Linked DNA regions of Mus musculus: region 1 is linked to region 2. A link is a loop called in an ENCODE intact Hi-C map of the cell type or tissue named here. Cell type or tissue: left cerebral cortex. All regions are shown on one strand. Each heading gives the region's core, and the rest is flanking DNA. Links, peaks and the distances in the headings are about the cores only.

Evidence for each region. A loop is a pair of places that touch in the nucleus more often than their neighbours do. Peaks named below come from ENCODE experiments on the same cell type or tissue, not always from the same donor. Only the 100,000 strongest peaks of a DNase experiment are listed, where the experiment ranks them.
Region 1: it touches region 2 in a loop (2.7-fold over the local background); 2 of 42 quality-filtered maps call a loop at or near these places.

What each region holds. Positions count from the first base shown.
Region 1 is chr15:43,862,043-43,873,853 of GRCm38, reverse strand. It overlaps Tmem74 (transmembrane protein 74), which reads left to right and starts at 3,825. Exons shown (of 2, transcript NM_175502.3): 1 at 3,825-3,943; 2 at 5,807-7,159. The coding sequence starts at 6,209. The coding sequence ends at 7,126. In left cerebral cortex, for the core only: no CTCF peak of the experiment used is centred there; DNase peaks (open chromatin) are centred at 4,660, 5,174, 5,350, 5,526 and 2 more places; H3K4me3 peaks cover 2,188 bases; H3K27ac peaks cover 1,114 bases.
Region 2 is chr15:43,767,451-43,779,261 of GRCm38, reverse strand. No RefSeq gene overlaps it. Among named protein-coding and RNA genes, the nearest start is that of Tmem74, 97 kb to the left of the region's middle. In left cerebral cortex, for the core only: a CTCF peak has its summit at 6,301 (motif pointing left); a DNase peak (open chromatin) is centred at 6,287.

The DNA.
Region 1 (11,811 bases), core at 1,464-9,463, 95 kb before region 2:
TATTAAATTTATAATGTTTTATTTTTTATTTATAGAGTTTTTCTAATAAATGAGGGCTCCTTTAAATTATAAACACTGTCAGCCTTCTATAACTTAGAAGCATCAACCTGGACTGTTTCCAAACTTTAACCAAAGTGTCCCAAAATCATCTTCTGATTTTCCCACTGCTCAGCCTCATGAAAACATTAAGTCCTTGAAGGAAGTTTATTTGCAATTAGTACTTACTTTGGCTGAGGGGAGAAATTTGATGAGCTACTTTGTCAAGAGGCTGGATGTTAAAAGTCCCAGCACTACTCTTGACTTCAATGGTCAATTTACTTGGAATCTATTTTATTACTAGTTAATCTAGCAGAATAATTATTATTCCTCCAATATCAGAGTAAATTGAGGCATATTAAAATTTATGTAAATAAAAATCATTATATGGATTCTTAATGCTCTCATTTTGCTAAGGCCAATGGCTTTGTTAGCAGATACTTCTTGCTACTGGATATATGCTTCATTATGTCATGCTCATAGACTGTAATAGAAGAGGCTGGTTTTCAAGGAAGCTGAATTTTATTTTGGAAGGAGAAACATATAGAAAGCCGTGTAAAGTATATATGGAATACTTCTGCATATGTAAAATCCCAACTTAAAGGGAAGTGCATTATGCCAGTAGCGTGCCAAGTAGGAGGAAGGTTAGGAAGCTGACCAGGAAAAACTCGTGAGAAAAAGTTTCAGAGTCAGGCTTGTAGAAATGTTTTGGATATGACAGTGCATGATAAAGGCTGGAAGTATGTTTTTTTTTTTTTTTTCAGAAAATAAATTTTTGCAAAGTTTGTCTTTCAGGAATTCAGTCAACCCTTCTTTATGATTTTTCCCCGCAACATTCTGAAGGAAATTTTGTAGTATATTCACATGAAATCAACTTCATTTTTGTTTAGATTTACTTATTTATTTTATGTTTTGGGTGCTTTTTTTTACATGTATGTCTGTGAACTACATGCATGCCTGGTACCAATAAAAGGGAGTTAGATTTCCTGGACCTGGACTTATGGATAGTTGTGGGCTGCCATACAGGTTCTGTGATTTGAACCCAGGTTCCCTACAAAAACAAGTACACTTGACCAGTGAGGCTTCTCTGCATTCCCCATTGAGTTTTTAATGTTAAAGAGTGTGTGGAGTCTAATGTTTTGTTTTATTTTTATGTGCATGTGATGATAGTAGGAAATGATAGAATAACTGATAATCATAACATGTCTCAATTGAGGTTTGTAATATTACTTCACTGATTGAAAGAGAAACTTGAACTGTCTGCATCGTGTAAGATGTTTAACACGTCAGTTGTGACCATAAGGTGTTTACAGACGCCATTAGATATTTATTTAGGTGCCTACGTCACAAGCTGAACAGCATTTAGTAGTTATCTAGCCATTCAAGACATGTCACAAGGTAGTGCATAATAAATATTTAAAATTCCAACCAGGAAGTGGTGGCACATGCCTTTAATCACAACACTCGGGAGGCAGAGACAGGCAGATTTCTGAGTTGGAGCCCAGCCTGATCTAGAGTGAATTTCAGGACAACCAGGGCTATACAGAGAAATCTAATACCAAAAAAAAAAAAAAAAAAAAAAAAAAAAAAAAATTCCAATGTTTAAAAAAATTCACAGGAGATAGATTCCTCTGGAGAAGGAAAGTACTTCATGTAAGAGATGTAAATTAGAATTAGGCATCAGGGAGTTCATGGAGGCATAATCCCACTAGACAAATCCCTGTCTTAACACTGCTAATAATTGGGTCTGTCTTTTGTATGAAGCCTTTCTAGTAGTATACAATTCACTTCTCTGAGACACTCCATGCAAAACTACTAAAATGACCTTGTTTATATCAAATGCCAAGTCAGACTCCTAATTAAATCCTATAGCACTTCCCCGTGGGTCCCAACACCTGAACTGCTCCAGTGTGTTATGGCACTAGTGGCTTACCTACCCCATCAGCCTACCAAGTTGTCCTTTAATCTCCCAAGATGTCACAGCCCTGGGATGACTGGCATAAGAAACCATCAGTGTTTACACTTCCATTTTACCTCTTACACATGACCGCCATGCCATGAAAAACAAATGGCAAAACACTACTGGGCATAGTGTGGTGGCAAAGATGCCCATGATGAAATCAGACACAAGCAAACTAGAATCTCGGTTATTGGGTCCTAGATTTTGGTAGAGTAAGAATATACTTTCTCAAAGTTTGATTTCTACATTGCAAAATGAGTTTAAAAGCATTGCATTCCTTACAGATAGTGTAAACACCTAAGTGGTAACATATTATCATTCATAGTTTCTATTAACCATCCTTGGTTATGCTTTCCACTTTAAAAACCATGGTGTTTTAATCAACTTTATCTAAAGCTAGTTTTTATATTGCTAATGTCTCCTCATTTAATTAAATATCCAAAGTTCCTTCTGCACCTCCTTATTTAACATCAGCTCAGGATATTTTCACATCTTAGTTGTTCCCTTTTTGGCACCTACACTATGTTTGGGTTCTATTTCCAATCTATAGTCCTGAGAGGGTCCTTCATAAATAAGGTTGGCAAGTGTGTCTTTGAAGGCTGGCTGGAATCAAGAAACAGAGAAAATACATTCTCCGTCATATAGTATAGTGAGCCAGAGAAGAAATAAGAACCAAGAGATTGACTTTTAAAAATGTTTGTGAATAAAAAAAAAGGTATTATCATTTGCTGTGTCACTTTAAGAAGCTAATCTGTCTCTCAAGTGTGACCGCAGCATTTATGTGAGCTACTTGCAAGCAGAAAATGGCATGGATACTGTAATCTTATGTTTCTTGGATGGAATCAATCAATGGTCTCAAAAATCACACCTGGAGATGATCCACAAACACATTATTTCCAAGATGTGCTGCTGAATATTACTTTGAGTAAAGGAGGTGTTAGCTTGTCCTATCTCAAGAGTGGCGGCAATCTTCAATTTTCATTACCAAACCTGATCCCTCTCTTACCCTCTGCTCTCGCCCCCTACCCCCAGTCAGTACAACATAATGCTTAGAACTTACTGAATCAGTGGCATAAGTTTGGGCATTTTGCAGCTCAGATATTCTGTAAAATTGAGGACTTTCACAATACCTCTAAAAATGAATGAATTAAGTAAAATGTGTAGGAAAGGCCCTGTCAATAAAGGATCCCAACTTTTAATTTATTAATACATTCAACAGATCCAAGATATAACAGTAAGTACAGGGGAGAAACTGACACTGTTACTCTCAGTGTTCATATTCTTCCTCTTTTATGGGAAAGGCAACGACTTTGGAATCACACTCCTGGATAAGATTTCAAATGCTACTATTTATTGATCTCCTAACTTTTGTAGGCAGGGAGCCATGAATCTCTCTGAGCCCTCTTCCTCATTTTAAAAAAGAAAATTGATAAAAATCTTCTACTTTGAAAATGTGTTTTGACTATTCAATATGACAAAGTATGCAACTTGCTTGGCACACAGTTGGAAGTAAATGTATTGCTTGGTTCCCTAGTCCTCCAGAATCCTGTGGCTGCACTAGAAGCAGGTGGATGAGAGGATGGTGGGCTGGGGATGTAAGGGAGACACACTCACCTTAGAGAGGCCAGAGCTCGAAGCTCAGGCAGGTAAATGCTTGGATGGAGGAAACTGTTTCCCAGAAGAGCAAAATCCTGGAGATGCTGGACAACGCGAACGAAGAGATGCAAGGACTTCCCCTGAACTACATCTCCCGGGATGCTCAGCAGAGGAAGCACCCCGCCCCGCCCTGCCCCGCCCTGCCCGATTCGGCGGGCACCGCCCACCCAGCATAACCCAGCGGCAAACACAGGCTACAAGTGCTGTGGCTAGAAATAACGGACTTTCTCCGGGTGCCATGCGGACGCGAGTGTTCACAGCTTCAGCTTTACTGAGTGGCCAAAGCAGAAGGTGAGTAGCAGAGAGTGGGGTGGGGAGGAAGCGCGCGGAGTGGAAAGAACCGGAGCTTGGAGATAAAAGGAGCCGGGGAACGCATCCCCATTCCCGCTTGAGGTGCCTGCAGGACCTAAGCGGATGCAGCCAGACTGCAGGTGCCTTGATGGGCCAAGAGTCTGCTGGGAGAAATGATTGATCCCGCAGCCTATTGGGGGCACCCCTGTCCAGTGCTGGCAGCGGGTCCTATAAACCCAGTGCGCTCATCCTGCATCCTGTATCCCACTACCCTACGCGGTCTTCTGCAGACCAGCCTTGTTCCTATCTGTTCTGCCTGTATTTTACTGCCTTTAATTGCACAGCAGACTAGGGAAAACGGTACTCTTGCCTTGGAGGTGCAATCTCATTAAATGGGCTTTTAAACAGAGAGAGGGCTGTGGGGAGGGAAGAAGATACCTTTAGCCGGTCCCCTGGGATTATCCATCCTAAACTGATGCTGGATTACGGATCTGCAAATCGACAGTACAGTTAGCATAGAGCCGATGAGAAAGGAGAGAGAGAGAGAGAGAAAGAGAGAGAGAGAGAGAGAGAGAGAGAGAGAGAATATTCCCGCTCTGTTATAAATTGGAAGTTTCGTGGGGGATCCTGCCAGTTTTATATAAAGGAGTCTAATATGATTAGCTAATTGTGCCAAAGGTTAATCAGAGCGACTCGTGCCTCAGGGATCCATCTGTGATGATTTCGGTAATTGATGAAACCGGTTCCCATTGCTTCCATCATTGAAGGATCCTTCTGTGGGGGCTTGTCCACATGATGAAAGAAAACTCTGATTCGGTTACAGTTTCCTTACTCTTAGCACTGTGTTTTTCTCCTTTTTGTTGTCGCTCTTTTTATAATTTTAGTACACAGGACCGGGTGGGGCAAGCTTGAAGTGCAGCAGGAAGCATGACCATGTCAAGGTTCTTTTCCGTTCTGTGAGTTGCCTGACTGTCTTAGGGAGGCTTGCTTGAACCTCTGTCACCAGCTGCTGGAATTGGGGATTTTGACTCTTACCCTTCCAATCATGGATTAAACAACTCTGGATTGAAATAAAAGCAAAAGGAGTTCTTGACTAAACCTCCTATATTTGATGAGAGTGGGGATGAATTTTTTCCCCCCAGGAAGCTAGCAGAGGCAGGAAAGATGAGCAGATGGCTTACTGTTCAACACAGAATTCTATCTTATCAAGACTCTTGGTAACGTGGAGGTGAGAGAGTGCCATAGATAGTGTTTCAGGGCTAGCCTTGGAAATTGCTTCTCACTCCTCACCCTACTTGTGCTGGGTTTGTAAACACTTCCGGGTGGCTACTTTCTCTTGACTGTTTGTTGGCAAACTGTAGGGAGAAGTAACTCAGTGAGTGGGAACGGCAGACACTCTGGGAGCAAGCGGTTTGTATGTGTGTGAAGTGGACTGGCTCATTGTGTTTTGTAGAAATCACAGTGATGTCGGTAGGATGGCCCTGTGGAAGAGGGAGTGAATTAAGCAGAGTAGTAGTGCGTATGGGTATTTACCACTGAGCCCAGAGCTGTGGAAGTGGGTTACTAACCATTTCAGTAGGTGAATCACTAGTTCTGATCCCTCCTTTAGTCACTGGCTGATTAAGTCATCCTTTTCATTCACTCCATAGCTGCTAAATCAAGATGCTGATGCAACTAGCCCCAGCTGAGAGGAACATGCATTCATTAAAGTTGATCTGTATTAGAATCTGTTCTGAACTGGAGTATAAACATACAGTTTAATTGAATTGGTTAGGAAGTCTGCTCTTGCTCAAGACTTCCAGAAATCCAACAGCTCTGCTCAAAAAGGGCCCTGCCTTTCTTCTCATTTGTGTCTTTCTACAGGAAACTTGCCTTCTCATTTGAGGGATTCTGTCACAGGAATGTGTGAGTCCCTGGATAAATTTGGCTTGGTGATGGCAGTGTGCTCTTCCCAGAGATTCTGCCACTTTCTCCTTGCTCCTTTTCTGCCCTGACCCGAGTTTCTCACTGCTAACCTCAGTGACAAGTCAGAAGATTTGCCCCTTCCATCATCTTCTGTTCCCGGGTTCCCTTTCCCGTGTTTGTAACTCTGATGAGAAACTGAGGCCAAGGTGTCTTCAACCAGCCATGGCTGTAAAGGGAATGAGGACCAGAGGAGCAGGCCTCCCTACAGTCCGGGATTAAATTCTGCCAGATTCTTCTTATCTAATTGTGTTGCTGATAGCAAAAGTTTGGAAATTTCGGGGAGAAATCTATCCAGCTCCCATGGAGCTCCACTCTCTGTCTAAGAGGAACAGCCCAGTGGACCCATGCAATGCTTTGGAGTGGAGTTCAGGAGAGACTTCTGGTGACCATATAGAAGAGGCAACCATCAGAGATGCTTTTTGCTATCAGAAAAACTTGGTATCAACACCAAGGGCAGATGTGGTGGAAGTGTGTAGACTTAGCACTTCTCCAGCATCCCCAACCTCCTTGCTCCAAGACAGTGCTATTCAAACAAGCTTCTCCCTATCTGGACCTCCTGACTCAGGGAACAACCAAGTAATGGCTGATCGCAAAGTCTGTAATTGTTGCAGCCAGGAACTAGAAACTTCTTTTACTTACGTGGATGAGAACGTCAACTTGGAACAGAGAAGTCAGAGGTCACCATCAGCCAAAGGCAGTAATCACCCTGTAGATCTGGGATGGGGAAACCCTAATGAATGGTCTCATGAAACTGCCATGTCTTTGATGTCGGAAGACGATGATGATACAAGTTCAGAAGCCACATCTTCAGGGAAGTCTGTAGACTATGGTTTCATCAGCGCTATCTTGTTCTTGGTCACTGGTATCTTGCTAGTGATCATTTCTTATATCGTCCCTCGGGAGGTGACAGTGGATCCCAATACAGTGGCAGCCCGGGAAATGGAACGCCTAGAAAAGGAGAGTGCAATGCTAGGTGCACACCTGGACCGTTGTGTGATCGCTGGGCTCTGCCTCCTCACTCTCGGGGGAGTTGTTCTGTCTTGTTTGCTGATGATGTCTATGTGGAAGGGAGAGCTCTATCGTCGAAATAGATTTGCCTCTTCCAAAGAGTCTGCAAAACTCTATGGTTCTTTCAACTTCAGGATGAAAACTAGTACTAATGAAGACACTCTGGAACTGTCCTTGGTAGAGGAAGATGCCCTTGCTGTACAGAGTTAGTTCTAAAATCCTTGAGAGACAGCCATACCTTTTATATGAAAAAAATTAAGTCATGGGTCCTTTATTTGTTTGACAAGAAAAGTGTTCTACCACACACAAACTAAAAGCCAGTGAGTGTTTTATTTCCATGAATCTTGTGTAAGAAAGCCTATGTAAGTTGTAAAAGAAACCATAGCCAGCTAATTGCTACTTGCTATGAACTAAAAACTAATTCACCTGAAATCACTATGTGTTTCTACTTCTAAACAAAATACTTCTGCTGACCTAATATATAAGTGTTGTCTTATACATAAACATGGAGATTATTACTAGGGACTAGAAGGGCTCCTGCATAATTCGATCACTTGGCAATCTATTCCACGAAACATAAGCACTAGTTAAATAGTAAGGCTTACATTTAACTCCCAAAGGTACTTTTCCACTTTCTTTCTAAATTTTCTTCCTATAATTTGTCTAAACCCTAAAATGTAGACTTTGGCAGCATGCATATTTTGAAAGCTAAAGATTTGGTTATTTTTTTAAAGCTATCAGAAATTATATTTTAAATTATTGCTATATTTAGAAGTGACAACTATGTCATTAATATGTACCGTATAATAAAGATAATGATACAAACCTTGTTCAGACCCATGTGAGGTTAACAACTGTTATCACAAAGTATTTCCTTATGCTTTTGTTGAACGTAGAAGTATTTGCTGATGCATAGTTTGTTTCCTGTTTGTGGATTTGCACTCAGTTTGATGACCAATGGCCTTGAAATTTTTACCACTTCTCATGTATGTGTGGCAAAGCATTGGACTGTTAAAACATATCCAGACAGGTCTGAACCATGAATGGGCCTGGCATTCTCCCAAGTGACATTTTGTGGTGATGGTTTGGAGAAAACTTCCAGAGTCGTTGCAGCTAGACCTGTGAGAACTCTGCCTAGCATAAGCCATTTCTTAAAGAGTCCTTAAGCCTGTAGCCAAATCTTACACTGAGAGTTGTGTTTATTATGAGTCCTGACTCATCTTGCCGTCACTAAACATAATTTGGAGAACCTTCTACTTCGCATCTTTAAGGACCATGCTCTTGCCTCATAAAGTGAAAATGGGAAGTTTATGGGAAGTACTGTGGGCAAGGTGGTCAGGAAAGGGATGGGAAGAAAGGCTTCTTATGTTTCATGAAGTGGCCCCACCCTCCCACTTAGGTTTTTTAATTAGTATGTTACAAAGACTATCGATTTCATTCTTAAAAAAAGGACTGGAGCCAGGAATGGGTGTGAGTGAAGGGATGAGCTAGTGAGAAAGGTATTTCATTGGAGATTCTTAAGGATACCTAAGTCTAATGTAGATATCTATGTTGTCATTAAGGAGGAGGGGTAAATTGTGTGAGTTTGCATATCTATATGAATGGGATTTTGGGGGTAACAGAGGCAGTTGTTGAGTTAGCTTTAATAACAGGTAAAGGAAAATGTAATAAGGAAGGGAGAGATAGGGATGACAACATGTCACAGAATCCTTAGGTAAAAATAAGAGTATACACACACACACACACACACACACACACACACACACACACACATATATATATATATATATATATATATATATATATATATATATACACATATACATATCCTTTGCCTTGCCCTGTAGAACATGATGTGCTGGCTTACCGACCCACAAAAGACTAGACAGAACTTGCATTTTCTGCTTCGCTTTTCCTTGATTCTCTTGTCTTCTGTGCTAAAGGAACATTCCTAGAAGGTTAAACCTTCTAGAGGTCTATTCAGTTTCGATCGCTAGTCTGCTTGAGGAACTATTTTGGAGATATTGAAGTAAAACAGGAGTAATCTACTTCCATGGGTGTGTAGATATGAACTGGGTTCAAACTGCAGCAGCAAAATATATGAAATAGAATTTAAACCCATTTAAATCCAGGCCTGGCGGGTCACGCCTAGATCCCAGCACTTGGGAGGCTGAATGGAGATGAACAAAGCGTTAAGGCCAGTTTGGACTACATAGGGAGTTCCAGTACAGAATACAGAGTGGGACTCTATTTCAAAACATCAAGATATAATAAAATATCCATGATTATTTATATGAGATCTCTGAATTTTGTTTTTATTTATTGGTAAGCCATAATTAATTGGTTGCATAGCAAATAAGACAGGAATAATTTGTGGACCAATTTTCAGTTCTTCATGACTTTGAAAATTAAACATGAAGGCTATATTTTCGATTGTATAAAACTGATGATAAAGGAAGAAAAAGTCAGAGTTCATCATAGAAGAAAAGTTAATGAACTCACCATGTTACTAAATCATATAGATATGCCTGTAATGAACATAGCACTTTTAAAAACCCCATCTCAGAAAAGGAGATTTTTAAATGAAAATTAAGTAAATGCCCATTTCTGCCTTCTCTAAAACTGTTCAAACACAGATAGCATGACATTTAAGTTCTGCTGATCTGAGGGAAGACACACCCAAGGGGACCAATTCAGAAAGCCACCCAGATGCTTTCTTTAGGCTCTGATGATGTAATTCTGATAATTGCCTTAATTGACTTTCTTCCAGGTATTCTATTTGTATTGCTCTCACCCATTCTGTTAGTGCCTGACTTTGAGATGATTGCTTGAATTTAGAATGAAGCTAAGGAATATGGACATGACTCATGAGTACAGTGCTTGCCTGTATGGGAGGCCGTGAGTGGAGCCCTCAACACTGCAAGAAAATAAAGATAAAGGTAGCACAGGCAAAGAAAAATTCTGAATTTTCTGCAATTTCTGTACTGTATTGATTTCAGTACAGTGTAGAGTGGTTTGGGTACTAGAATTACTTTGGCCTGACCATGTGAGACACCAGACACTGGACAGACTCAGGCTATGTTTTGACCTTGGATCTTTCTCCAGCTTCCTGGATATGTCTTTCATAAAATGCCCACTGTTATCTGGAAGCTTCATTAGGCAGTGTAAGCTTCTAACATTACTAATAAACTGTACCCTTTGTGGGCACAGGGAACTGCTGCAGAACTTGCTCAGTTTTCTTTGCAATGCCATTTCCTGGCCAGCCATTTGGAACTCATGACATAACCATGCAATGTGATGTACTGGCCTGCCATGTGAATCTCTTCTTTATGGGTATCTTGCTATGTATCTGATTTGTGATTTAAAAGAACAGAAGACTGCTAAGAACCACCAAGTTCTCTCTGACCTGGGGTGTTTTCACTCGTGTGACTGCTTAATTGAGTAAAACCCAGATACTTACCTTGTTATCAAAAACTTAAAATATCTGAGCCCATCCTCTCCCTTTAGAAAAAATCTGGATTAAGGCCCAGTTTGACCATGGCTAGCATACATCTGTTAGGTACAAGTGTAAATAAACAAACTCCTATACCAAATTTGTGTGTCTTCCTTTCCTTCGCTCCTAAAGTGAATAATTTAAAATACACTATGATAGCTGAATATCAAGAATGAAGGATATGAGTGCATATATATATATATATATATATATCTGTTTTCTTTTAAATTTCTTTATAAGAAGAAAGCATCTTAAATAATTACATCTGAAAGTTCTGGATTTTATCTCTCAAATGTACACACATATAATTAATGGTCCAGATTAATGGTCAGAGCAAAAGAGAAAATGTCTATGTATCTATTAGAAAGTTTTTTTAAAAAACAATTTTTATTAGATATTTTCTTCATTTACATTTCAAATGCTATCCCAAAGTCCCCTATACCTGCCCTGCTCCCCAATCCACCCATCCCCCGCTTCCTGGCCCTGGCATTCCCCTGTACTGGGGCATATAATCTTCCCAAGACCAAAGGCCTCTCCTCTCCTCTCAACTCAAGCTACCACAGAAAAGTGCCCTGACAAAAGGGATTCATAATGCTTGTCAATGGTTCCCTGGTGGCAGCAAGATATAATATTATCTGCTAGATCTGACTACACCAAAGAACAAGTCCCACCCTTACAGCTTCCTGGCACAGCTTAAGCTTTTATAAGACAGAACAGAAACAATGATCATGATGAAGAGAAGTAAAATTAAGTCCCAGTAGGCTTCTCCCAGCACTGTGGAACTCATAAGACAAGATAATTAACAGTGTTGACTGTCGGTTTCCTTTTGGCTATAACCTTTTATGGTCCACACAGTATTCTACAAAATATCTCTTAGTTTTTATGGGCATACAACTTTGGAATTAATTTGCCTGAGTGATATCAATACTGTCAATTGAAAGATGTTGCTGCAAACACAGAATTGCTTTTTGAAAACGTCCATGACTTAAAACCATACTCATTGCTTTTGTTTGTTTAGTATGTAGATTGATGTGTGCAAGCCTGCATATATGTTAGGTTATGTTTTGTAGGTATATAACATTTATATTCCTAAGTTGTTCTTAGACTAAAGTCTTAATGGAATTTGCCATGCCTTCATGTTGATTTTGTGAACAAGAAGTCTTTCACAGGTAACTATACAGAGTCTGGAATCAACCTCAGAATGAAAACACTAAAAGTACACAAACCTTCTTTGCCATTGTTGTTCAGAGTCTCACAAATGCTTTCTGGTTTCTTTATAACTTTGCAATTATAAGCCCATAAGTATGCAGAATATTTATGAATGATTTTAACTTGAGTTACAGGGGTTTTTTGTTTGTTTGTTTTTTGTTTTTTTAACCAAGAATATGGGCAGCATTGTCCT
Region 2 (11,811 bases), core at 2,071-10,070:
TAGGCTTAGAGAAATAACAAAGCCTCTCTGGGGAAGGGGAATGGAGGTCCTACATGTTAGTATCAATAATGTGTATAGAAAGTGTCCACTCTAACTTGTTCCCATCTCTAAACATTATGGTCTAAAGACTGATATCCTACAGAGACTCCTCCTACCAAGACTACTCAAACCTGCCTCTTATTCCCAGTTGTATATCACAAACCCTTCCCCTTTGTTTAGCCCCATGCAATAATCCCAGCTCTCTGTTCAACTCTATATAATAAGTAAGTTGAGTGAGAAACTAGGCAGACTCCATTTTGTTCTTGGGAGTTCTTTTGTTGCTACACTGAGTTAAATTTCTGTTTATTGTAAGACATACATATCTGTTACCTGCAGTCTGACCTAGGTTACTGGGAACTTACCCTTCTACCATCTATGTCCCAGCCCAGGCCACCAGCTCCATTTTCCTAGAAATATTCCGTACACATTGTTCAAGGAGGGACTTTCTTAACTGCCTTATTTTGCTTCTGTAACAATGTCTGTAAAATTCTCATGTTTTTCCCCTATTAAAAGAACATAAAACTTGACTTGAGGCTGGTTTTTTGAACCCCAACTTAGTGGAAGATAGCCCCAGCTGACAGGCTCCTGTGTACATGAGTACAGCTTGCTTTAGTTTGGCCAGTTTGGGTCAGTGGTCTTACTTCCTTCATCTGAGGGACTAACACTGAACTTCCAGGATGCTCTTGTTTCTCCACTAGTGAGCTCAATGCACCCAAATTGAGCTATTTCTGTCCATTCATGTTTGTCTATTTTTCATTCCCTCACTATGTTAGGCCAACTCCCTGCAAACCATGCAAGAAGGTGGCAATGGCTTGATCTAGTTACAGAACTTGTGCTACATTCACATAGCTGTTGTGATTTTATGTGTGCAATGGCCCTGTCAGGTCTAGCAAATACTATCTCACTTCAGACTCTTACAATATTCCTGATCCCTTTTTTTGTGCTGATCTCTGCATCTTAGGGAATAGGGTGTGACATAGTTGACTGTCCCATTTATCTTAAATGTTATCTGCATTTGATCAGTTGTGGGTCTTTGTATTAATCATCATCTATTACAAAATGAAGCTTTTCTGATGAGTGTTGATGGATATATAAGCATTTTCCATTTCCTGGTTATTATAAATAAAGGAACAATAAACACAGATGAGTAAATATGTGTAAAATCCTTTGGAAATATGCCCAGAAGTGGATAGCTGTTTCTTGTAGTAGATATATTCTTCATTTTTTGAGAACTTGTCACAATGGCTTCCATAATGGGTGCACCAGTTCTGCACCAGTTCTGCACACCCACCAGAAACAAGTGTTTCTCGTTCCCCACATCCCTGTCAACATTTACTGTCATTAAAAAAGATCCTAGCCATTTTGAATGGGATATGATGAACTCTCAATGTAGCTTTAATTTGTATTTTTCTAATGACTAAGGATGTTGAATTTGTTTAAATTATATTCCTCAGCCATTTGCACGTCTTCTTTTGAGAACTGTTTAGTTCTATACCCCAAGTTTTACTTAGGTTATTTGTTTTCTCAGTGTTTAGGTTTGTTTTGTTTTGCTTTGGTTTTATTTTTTAATTCTTTGCATGTTCTAGATGCTGAACTTCTATAAGATGTATAGCAGGTAAAGATTTTATTCCCATTCTATAGACTGCCTTTTTGTTAGAAGGATAGTATCCTTTGTTATACAGAAGCTGTTTACTTTAATAAGGTTTCATGAATAAACTGTTGGACTAATATTGTTTGCTGTGCCTATAAATAGTCATTCCATGCCTTTTTCTCTCACAGGTTTGTGGTATCAGGTATTGCATGTAGGTCTTTGAATGCACTTGGACTTGAGTTTTGTGAAGTGTGAGGTATAATATAATCTAGTTTCATACTTCTACATGTAACTATCCAGTTTGGCAAAAATCACTTGTTAAAGATTCTGTCCTTTCTCCAGTGAATAATTTGATCTTTTTATAAAAAAAAAATGTGATTGTGGCAACGTGAGCTTAAATATGAATCTTCAATTCCATGCCATTGGTTAATGAGAATATTTTGATACCAATACCACTATGTTTTTATTACTATAGCTGTATCATAAATCTTAAAATCAGGGGTGGTAATGCCCTATGTTTTCATTGTTGCTGATTATTTTATCTCTCTTGGATCATTTGTATTTCAATATTAAATTTAAGATTTTTTTTTGATTTTTTTGTTTTTTGTTTGTTTGTTTGTTTTTCAAGACAGGGTTTCTCTGTATAGCCCTGGCTGTCCTGGAACTCACTCTGTAGACCAGGCTGGCCTCAAACTCAGAAATCTGCCTGCCTCTGCCTCCCGAGTGCTGGGATTAAAGGCGTGTGTCACCACGCCTGGCTAAGATTTTTTTTTTAACCTTTGTGAAGAACTGCATTCAAATTTTGATGTGAAATGCATTAAATATATAGATTGTCTACTAGAAGACCATTTTCACAATATCATTTGAACAAATTCATGATCATGGGAGTTCTTTACAGCTTCTACAGTTTCTTTATTCAGTATCTTAATGTTTTCATCACATAAGTCTTTCCTTTTGTTTGTTAGATTTATTACAAGATTAATTTGAAGCTATTATGAATGATATTATCTCCCTAATCTCTTTCATAGCATGTGTTTCTTTTTTTATGTTCAGAAAGGTTATTGATTGTGTATGAATGCGTGTGTGTGTGTGTATGTGTGTGTGTGTGTGTGTTAGCTGTATATTCCACTGCCCTACTTAATGTTTTTATCAGCTTTAGAAGCTTCCTGGTAAAATCCTTAGGTTCTTGTACATATAAAATCGTATCAACTATAAATAAGGATATTTTGGCTTCTCCATTTCCTAGTTGTATCCCATTTATCTTCTTTGTTTTTGTCTCATTGCCCTGGCTAATACCTCAAACACTATATTGAACAGAAGTAGAGAGAGTGGATGTCACTGGCTTATTTATAATTTGAGTAGAAATGTTTCAAGTTTTTCTGTCTTAGTATGATGTTGGTTGTGGGTTTGCGGTATGGTTCCTTTTTTTAAATTAAATTTTATTTTTTTAATATTTTTATTACATATTTTCCTCAATTACATTTCCAATGCTATCCCAAAAGTTCCCCATACCCTCCCCCCACTTCCCTACCCACCAATTCCCATTTTTTTGGCCCTGGCGTTCCCCTGTACTGGGGCATATACAGTTTGCGTGTCCAATGGGCCTCTAGATGATCTTCTCCATGTCTACTTGATTCCAGTAAATTTGCAACACCTACCCTTGACCATCTTAGGGAAAAGATGTTCAACATTCATTTGCCAACATACAGGCTCTACTTATTAACTTAGAACATGTTTAAAATAACTTAGGTGATTTCTGTATTAACCTCAGCTTTCTCAAGAAACATTTTGAGAGAATACTAAAGGAAAAGCCTAAGAAATATTATCTTTTGGTACATATATTAATTGTTTGATCAATGAGTGCCCAGGCTCTTGTTTGTCTTTAGGAATGCTGGGAGGCATAGATACACAGGCCATCTGTTCTTACACAGTGCACTACATAGTGTTAGAGGGCACTTGGTACAAAGCACTGTAACAGACACAGCAGCAAATGTAATTGGAAGCTGAGGAGCTTTGGAGATGAGTCAGTCCCAGAAGGCTAAGTAATAGCCTTGAGTTCCAAACAATGAGAAGAAATGCGTCTCTTGGATACTTAAGGGAAGAATGTTCTAGGAGAGAAACCTCTTCAACAGCTGGAAGTCAGAATGAGAGAAGAAAAGATAGGCTAGCTTCTAAATGGAATAGACTGGCGAAAATTAGCATTATTAGGTCTAGGAGGGTAGAGTTAAAGAAAGAATCTAGCTCATTCTTACTGAACCCAGAAGTCATCGGAGAGAATTAGTAAGTGAATGACATGGTCTGATATTTCTTCATATGTATGTGAACCTCTTCATATACACATATACATATATGTATATTCATACATGTATATAAAAATATTGTCAACAAGGTACATATGAAGTAGCATATTTAGCTCACTGCTTTGAAGATGATTACCCAAAAGGCAAAGCATGGACTATGTCTAGGGCCCTATATGACAGAGGTCAGGATGAAAAGTTGAACCTTTATATAGAAAGCAAAAAAAGACAGAGTGGAGCCAGGGTCATGCTTTCAGAGTAATTAATCCCTTAGAAATAACTGATTAGGCTTCCATGCCTTTTGAGGGCATACACCAGCTACAAAACCTTACTATTAGAGTAATAGTGACCTCTCAAAGGCCACCTTACCTCCCCTTACTGCCAATCTGTGAACTGACTTCCTAACACATGAACTTTTTGTGAGAATGAACAACATCACATCCACAGCCAGTCCCAAAAAAGAGTTTTATTCCATGTGGTGGTTAGAATGAAAATGGCTCTATATGCTCATACATTTGAATGCTTGGTACAAAGTTAATGGAACTGTTTGGGAAGGTTTAGGAGGTGAGGCCTTGTTTGTCTGTCTTTGTCTCTGTGTCTCTCTATGTCTCTGTCTCTCTCCATCTCTCTCTCTCTGTCTCTGTCTCTCTGTCTCTCTGTCTCTGTCTCTCTCTCTCTCTCTCTCTCTCTCTCTCTCTCTCTCTTTCTCTCTCTCTCTCTCTCCCTCTCTTGCAGCTGTTACTGGAGAATCAGATCTAACTCTCAGTTACTTGTTCATCACCATGCCTATCTGCCAGTACCATGTTCCCTGACATGATGATAATAGGCTAATTCTCTGAAGGTATAACCAAGTGCCCAGTTAAATGTTCTCTTGCATAAGTTGCCCCAGTCATGACATCCTTTCATAGCAATAGACTAAATGAGTCTATGTAAACATAAGTAACTTAAACATGTCCTTCATTTTCCTAAAAATTTATACACAGATTTTAATGGACCATAAAAATAAGTAACATTTCTGGAAAGAGAGGAAATGATATATTAATGTCTTAATTTTGTTAATGGAGTCACCTATACACTTCAATCAGCATCATTAGTGTTAGCATCCTCATCTTCCATAGTGAAGAAGGTATATGGTACAAAGCACCACTGACTCCCTTGCCATCAAAAATCGGATTTCACTCATAATAGTTATGCAACACCCAAATAGGTTCTCAGGACACCAGAGAAAGTAAAGTTTAGGCAGTGTTCACACATGAAGTCTAGACTCTATTAATAACTAAAACAGACTGTGTGTGCTGAGTTACTGAAAAGGAAACCATGGCACACAAGGGCAGTCCATAGAATAGTTGAGTTTTCCCAAAGAAGAGAAGAGGATATTCATACTCTCCCTAAAGCCTACAGGGAGGGTTGACTGAAGTCAAGAATGGAGAGAAGGGAATGTCCAGTGAACACAGTCTCCAAACAAATTCACTTTCTACACCGACATGTTAGGGAAAGGGTGAGCACTGCTATGAAGCTCAAACTCAGGACAACACCTCATTATGCTAATGAGAACTTATTAAAGGTATCAAATGCTTTGTAAGATACGTTCACAATGAAACACAAAATCATTCCCTTCACTTAGAAAATAGATCATATACAATTGCTTTTTAAAAATCAAATTCAGTAATTTTTTCAGGAAAACCATTTTGGAGACTATGTAAAGAATAAATTTCATATCATTGTCCTTTTATATCCCTCCCCATTACCCATTAATCTTAGATCTTAGATTTTATGTTGAGTGTTACATCTTTCTTATTGCATATTTTCAATAAGCTGAAAATGAAATCAGGGCTGCTCTGATTTATCTGGAGTTCTGATGTTAATTGTAACTCTCTTCTGCTTGGATTTGCTTCCGTAAAAGCCATTTATAGTTTATTGCTTCAGCAATCTTTGTCCCAGGAAGAATTAATTTCTCTGAAAGGTTATGGTTTGTAAGATCCAAAGTGATTGCTGCCTTGCCTATTTTAGGGTAATCAAATTCATATTCATATATATGATATATAAATATCATAAGTTATGGGCTTTACAAATTTGGTCAGTCACTGAAGGTTACTGTGGTATGTGAAATTATTTTAATTTTCCAATATTGCCAAGGACATTAAGAACATTTTGTGAAATAATTCAAATTATTGTTAACCCAGACTGAACCTAAATTAATGTTCTGCTTCACAATTTAATGAATGCATACATAATGTCACATGGCAATGAATCTGTGCAATTTAAACCACCCCATAATCAGTTTTGCTAAAAACAGAATCCAAGAGAAAAACACCATATATTTCATCAGCTCCTTGGATTCTTACTCGCTCATAGCACCCTCTAGGGGTTAAATTAACTTACTGCACCACAGACCCAACAGCTCTGATCACAATGTGTCAGTTCTCTGTCCTAGGCCACTGTACTTTCACCTTTGTTAGCGTAGACTTAGCACTATGAGATAGGTAGATCTAGTTTTAGATAAGAATACCTACGAGCACAGATGACCTGATCTCATCATGTGAAAGCATAGTAACATGAGAACTTACATGGGGTCCTCCACAATTCAAATGTCATAACCCATTCTAATCAAGGCCTTGGCCATGGCAGTGGTATGAAGGTGAATAGTGATTCACATGCAGATAAACCAAGAACATAATCATCAGGAGTAGACAAGGCATAGATATTGCACAGAAAAACACAACGCAATGGAAGCAAATGTTTGGGGGAGGAATATAAACTCCCATCACCTCTACCACCCCCAACCCACACCACCACCACCACCACCACCATCACCACCACCACAATCACCACCATATCACCATCATCATCATCCTCAACATCATCCATCCTATGTCCCAGGTACCTCAAGATCCTGTAGATGTTATAGACAGAAATACAAAAGTATATTGCATATATGATCTTGAAACAAGGAGACTGCAATTATTCATATAACAAAGGTATATTGTAATGCTGTGGTAGTGTGAATATGCTTGGCCTATAGGAAGCAGCACTATTAGGAGGTGTGGCCTTGTTGGAGGAGGGGTCACTGTGTAGGCAGGCTTTGAGGGCCTATGCTCAAGCTTTGTCAATTCAGACAGAGCCTTCTCCTGGCTGCCTGAAAAAGACAGACTCATGCTCCTGCCTGTGGATTCAGATATAGATCTCTCAGCTACTACTCCTGTACCATGTCTGCCTACATCCTGCCATTCTTACCTCCTTGGTGCTACTGGACTGAATGTCTGAAACTAAGCCAACTCCAATTAAATGTTTGCCTTATAAAAGGTGCTTTGGTCATGGTGTCTCTTCACAGCAAAGTAAGACAAATGCCAAAGCAATGCTAGGCCTGAGTGTCAAAATTAATCTTGGGCCTGATTGTAGCTTCTGAAAGCATAAAATATCTGATATTATTCATGGTAGAAAACATTTTTGACATTGAATTAAGGCAAAATATTTCTTAGGATTCACCACCCAATGCATAAAGCTAAAAATTTTTATAAACTGACTGAATAATATTAAAATAATTTCACTGAGGAAATAGCATGAAAACCTAACATGCTTTAGTTTTTATATATTTCTAGGAAATTAATGTGGGGTAATATGAGATCCTAATTGCTTGGAATAAGACATGAAAAGAAAGGAAGATTATGAAGGGACTCCAATGTCCCTTTAGTACAAAAATACAACAAAATAAAGTGATGGATTAGACTAATTTCCCTTCATGCAAAGTCTTCATTTTCATAAAATTTATATTCTCTTTGGAGAAATTTATATATATAAATCGATATTATTGATTAGAGGTGGTAATAAAATTAAAGAGTTTGGTTTTATAGAGTAAATGGGGGAGACAGTCTCAACAAAACCCTTAGGAGATTAGACCCTACAACAAAGTGTTCCCGACATTCAGGAAAACAAAGCTACAATCTCAAGAATGGAGAGTGCTTAGAGACAGACTGCCAGAACAAAGAAAGCAAGGAAGAGGAGGCAAGTGTGATCTTTTCCAATTTTGTATATAATTCTGTTTTAAAAGCCATCTTTAGTTCATTCTTTGAGACCAATTTTATACAATGTATCTTGATCATATTGTCCAATCACCTATCCAGCACCACCTGGGCATCTCCAACAACTCTTCTCCTTCCTTCCCTTCATATACTTCCCTTTTTCAATAATCCATTCAATCCAATTCGTGCTGCCTGAGGGATGCTGACGCATAGTGTTGGCTTGATTTTGTGCCAGTAGCCAGAGGTGCAGTGAATTTGTGAGTGCAATGACCATGACATGTCCAGGAGACAGCATTCACAGCATTGTTCCTCATCTGTACCCGCTTTCCCTTGATGATCACAGATCCTTGAGCATGTGCAAGTATGGAGCTGATAATGATGTTCCACTTAGAACTGAGAACTCAACAGCCATCAGTTTGGCTAGTCTGGCCAGTTATGAGTTTTTGAAATTTTGGCATGAATCTATAATTCATCTGGGCTTTGATTCTATTGAGAAAAATGCACGCGTGTGTCTGTCTGTCTGTCTGTCTGTCTGATATATTTGTATGTGTCTGTGTATGAATATGTATGTGTAAGTATATATGTACATATGTGCAAATGGAGACCACATGATGACTTTGTTGTATTTCTCAGTTGCTCTTCACCTTATTTCCTGAGATAGGGTCATCAATTTGGTTGACTGTCTAGTAGTAAGCCACAGGGATCCTCATCTCTCCACTCCCAGCACTAGAATTATAGGTACACACTCCTTCACAAACTTCAAATCTCAACTGAGCTCCACTTGCCTTCAAAATAAGCACTTTACCAATTGACCCATATCCCTAGCTTTAAACTGATTCTTGAGGGAAAATTAATTGAATTTGAGTAGCTTACCTGCATCAGCAGCAGCTGAGACTGCAATGCTGTTTTATTCACCTCATTGCTCCAGAGTTCTCTCATAGTAGACTTCTAGTGACTGAAAACATTGAGTAACTCAGGAGACTTAAAAATCAACTCTGAAGTGAATGCTTTAATCTTCTGTCTTCATTTGATGGCTTTCTACCGGAGTCATGTTTACCGGAGCTTATTCTTTATGACAAATGCATGCTGGACACAAGAGGTAGGAGCATGGGCTAGTACACTGCTTGCAGAGCTCTAAATTAGGGCTTGCCTAATTTAGTAGGTAAATTTATCTTATGTGCCTGTTGCTTTAAAACATTTATAATATTCGTATGATGGCAACAGATACAAAATTGTTTGTTTATAAAGTATGAACAGATATAAAAACAGGAGAAAGGCACTCAAATGACCTTCAAAATGAAGGTGTGAGGACACCTTCTGTTGAAGGTTATACTGGTCAGTTTATGTTTAGGCAACATGGTTCTAATGTGATTATTTATCTTGACAGAAGATGGCTGACACTGGACATGTACAGGCCTAGAGTGAGAAAGAAAAATGGCTGAATGCCAGGTATGAAGTGAACTCAAAAGTATGTAATAGTGTAATGTGTTATAAACTTATAGGCATTAAGTGAATGTTTATGGTTTTACATGGGTATGTCATGTCAAGTATTCTAATGCGACAAAGCCATGGGAGTATCAAAGTCATCCCCAAGTAAGGTACAGAGGGATGCCAAAGAATTCCTCTGGTCCTTCTGCAGATGATTGTGGTTGCAGAAAATGTCCACCATAGTTTTCTGCTCACAGATGTTTTTGGCCTGAGACTAGTTCCCTACAGAGACTATTACTACTGAAATTAGCTAAGCCTGCCTCCTTGCTGAGCCATATATAGTAACGCAGCCTCCATGATTATCAGTATGCAGTAACCTCACCTCCGTGTTCAATTGCATGTAATAAAGATGTTGAGTTTCCAGGATGTTGTGCCTTCTCCATCAGAAATCCCAGTCTACCTTGATCTCAGTTTCTATGTCTGCGTGTCTTTGTATTTGTCCTTTCTTCATTCCCTCACCACCCCAGATAGATAAATCCAAGAATCCATATAGAGCAAAGCAATAACTATTCCTGACAAAATGCCACTTTTCTGTGATTGTATATAATTATAGCCTCGAGGTTAGAGATATGTGTCTTCGTCTTCCCCTTCACCGTTTTGTAGGTAGAATGTTGATTTCTTTAAAAATAAACAGTTATGTTATGCAAAATAACATAATCTCAGGTGTAGGTTATGGGCTATTTCAGATTGTCAATGCAGCAGATGATTTGCCTCATGCTGTGGCAGGGGTGTGGTTTGTGCTAGCTGCAGATATTTTAATTCTGATGCCTCCGGATAAGCTATAAAATTCCAGAGACCTGAGAAGGGCTGGGGTGGGAGGAAGAAGAAGAAGGAGAAGGAGGGGGAGGAGGAGGAAGAGGGAGGGGGTGGAAGGGGGAAGCGGAGGGGAAGACGACAAGGACGAGGACAAGGATGAAGACTACGAAGAAGTGTGCCTGTCTATGTACAGCCTGTTTGTATCAACATGTGCTTGGATACCTGTAGATATTTGCCTGCTCAGCAGTCTCTGTGACAGTGAACAAAACTGAATCTTATCTGGCTGCAATTTCTCAAGTCTCATCTATCTTCTAGCCTCCTGAGAACCTCATTGTTTCCTGGTTTGATAGCTTTGATCTCACATGCATGTCTAAAAACGTATACAATGCTCCTGTGTTTTCCAATGCAGGACTGAATTTGGGCTACTATTTAATGATGCCCGCAGCCTTGCCCACTCAATAGTTTTTTCTGCTGTGCACAAGAGTCAGTCTTCACTTTCCTCTGTAGTTGGGCAGACAGCTGTCTGAAGAGCTGTGAGATCTAGGTTCTTTTTTCTCTTAATCAAAGTCAATGCAGAATGTGATGATTTCAGTTAAAATATATTTAGATACTTGTAAACACATTTTACTAAATTTGTGCACAGCTGGTTTGACCACCCTTGGAGAATGATTTTGAAATTCAGTTTAACTTTTGTTTATTTTTGGAAGTCTGAGAATTAAGAACAAAATTATGTGTGTTGAAAATTATCTCAGATCCTGAAAGGGTTGTTTATGTGAATAAAATCTCAGGATCATGACATGAAGAAAAATAGAAAATTAAATAAACATCTGTGCACATGTTGTTCTTTTTAACACATAGTTTCAAATAGTTTAGTCAATGGGAGATTATACCATCCACTAAGTCATTGAAATGTTTTTATAGATATCAAGTATAGTGATATAAAATTTCTAGTGGAAAATTTTGCAATATGCATAGCATTTGCTGGGGAAATTCTCTTGTTAGTTATATGTCCTAAAAACTTCTCAAACCTCAGTTTGAGACAGGATTTCTTATGTGTGTGTATCAGCTGGTAGGTTGGTAAACTTCTCCACTCTCAACGTCTCCTGGTGCTCTGGTTTGCTTCAGAGTTTCCAGATTTCTATTTAAAATGTAGACATAGTTTACATCCTATCCCATCACTGTGTTCACTACATCACCATACAAGCCTAAAGTCAGCTCTCCAGCTTCATTATGGTTTGTGAATACGGACAGCAATGGATGTGGTCTTTAAAATGAACATAAGTCCTCAACTGCCAAAATGGAGAATTTGTCCAATAAAATTATTCTCTTATGGAATGCCATATTGCCATTCAAAATGTTTGTGAAAATGTATGCTAACAATGATAACATCAAAACTAATTATTAGTTTTTACTTGGTAAGAGTAACTATCAAAACAGATAACTGCTATCTAAATTTAAAATATGCAAAGTGAAATAAGTCAGGTGTTTAAGACAAATATTCACTTAGATTTGTGGTTGACTTACGTGTGTCATCTTATTTACATGTGTAACCTCAAAGGAACCCAACTCATAAAAGCAGAGAGTAGATTGGTGACCAAACACTGAAGGGTGGAGATGAGGG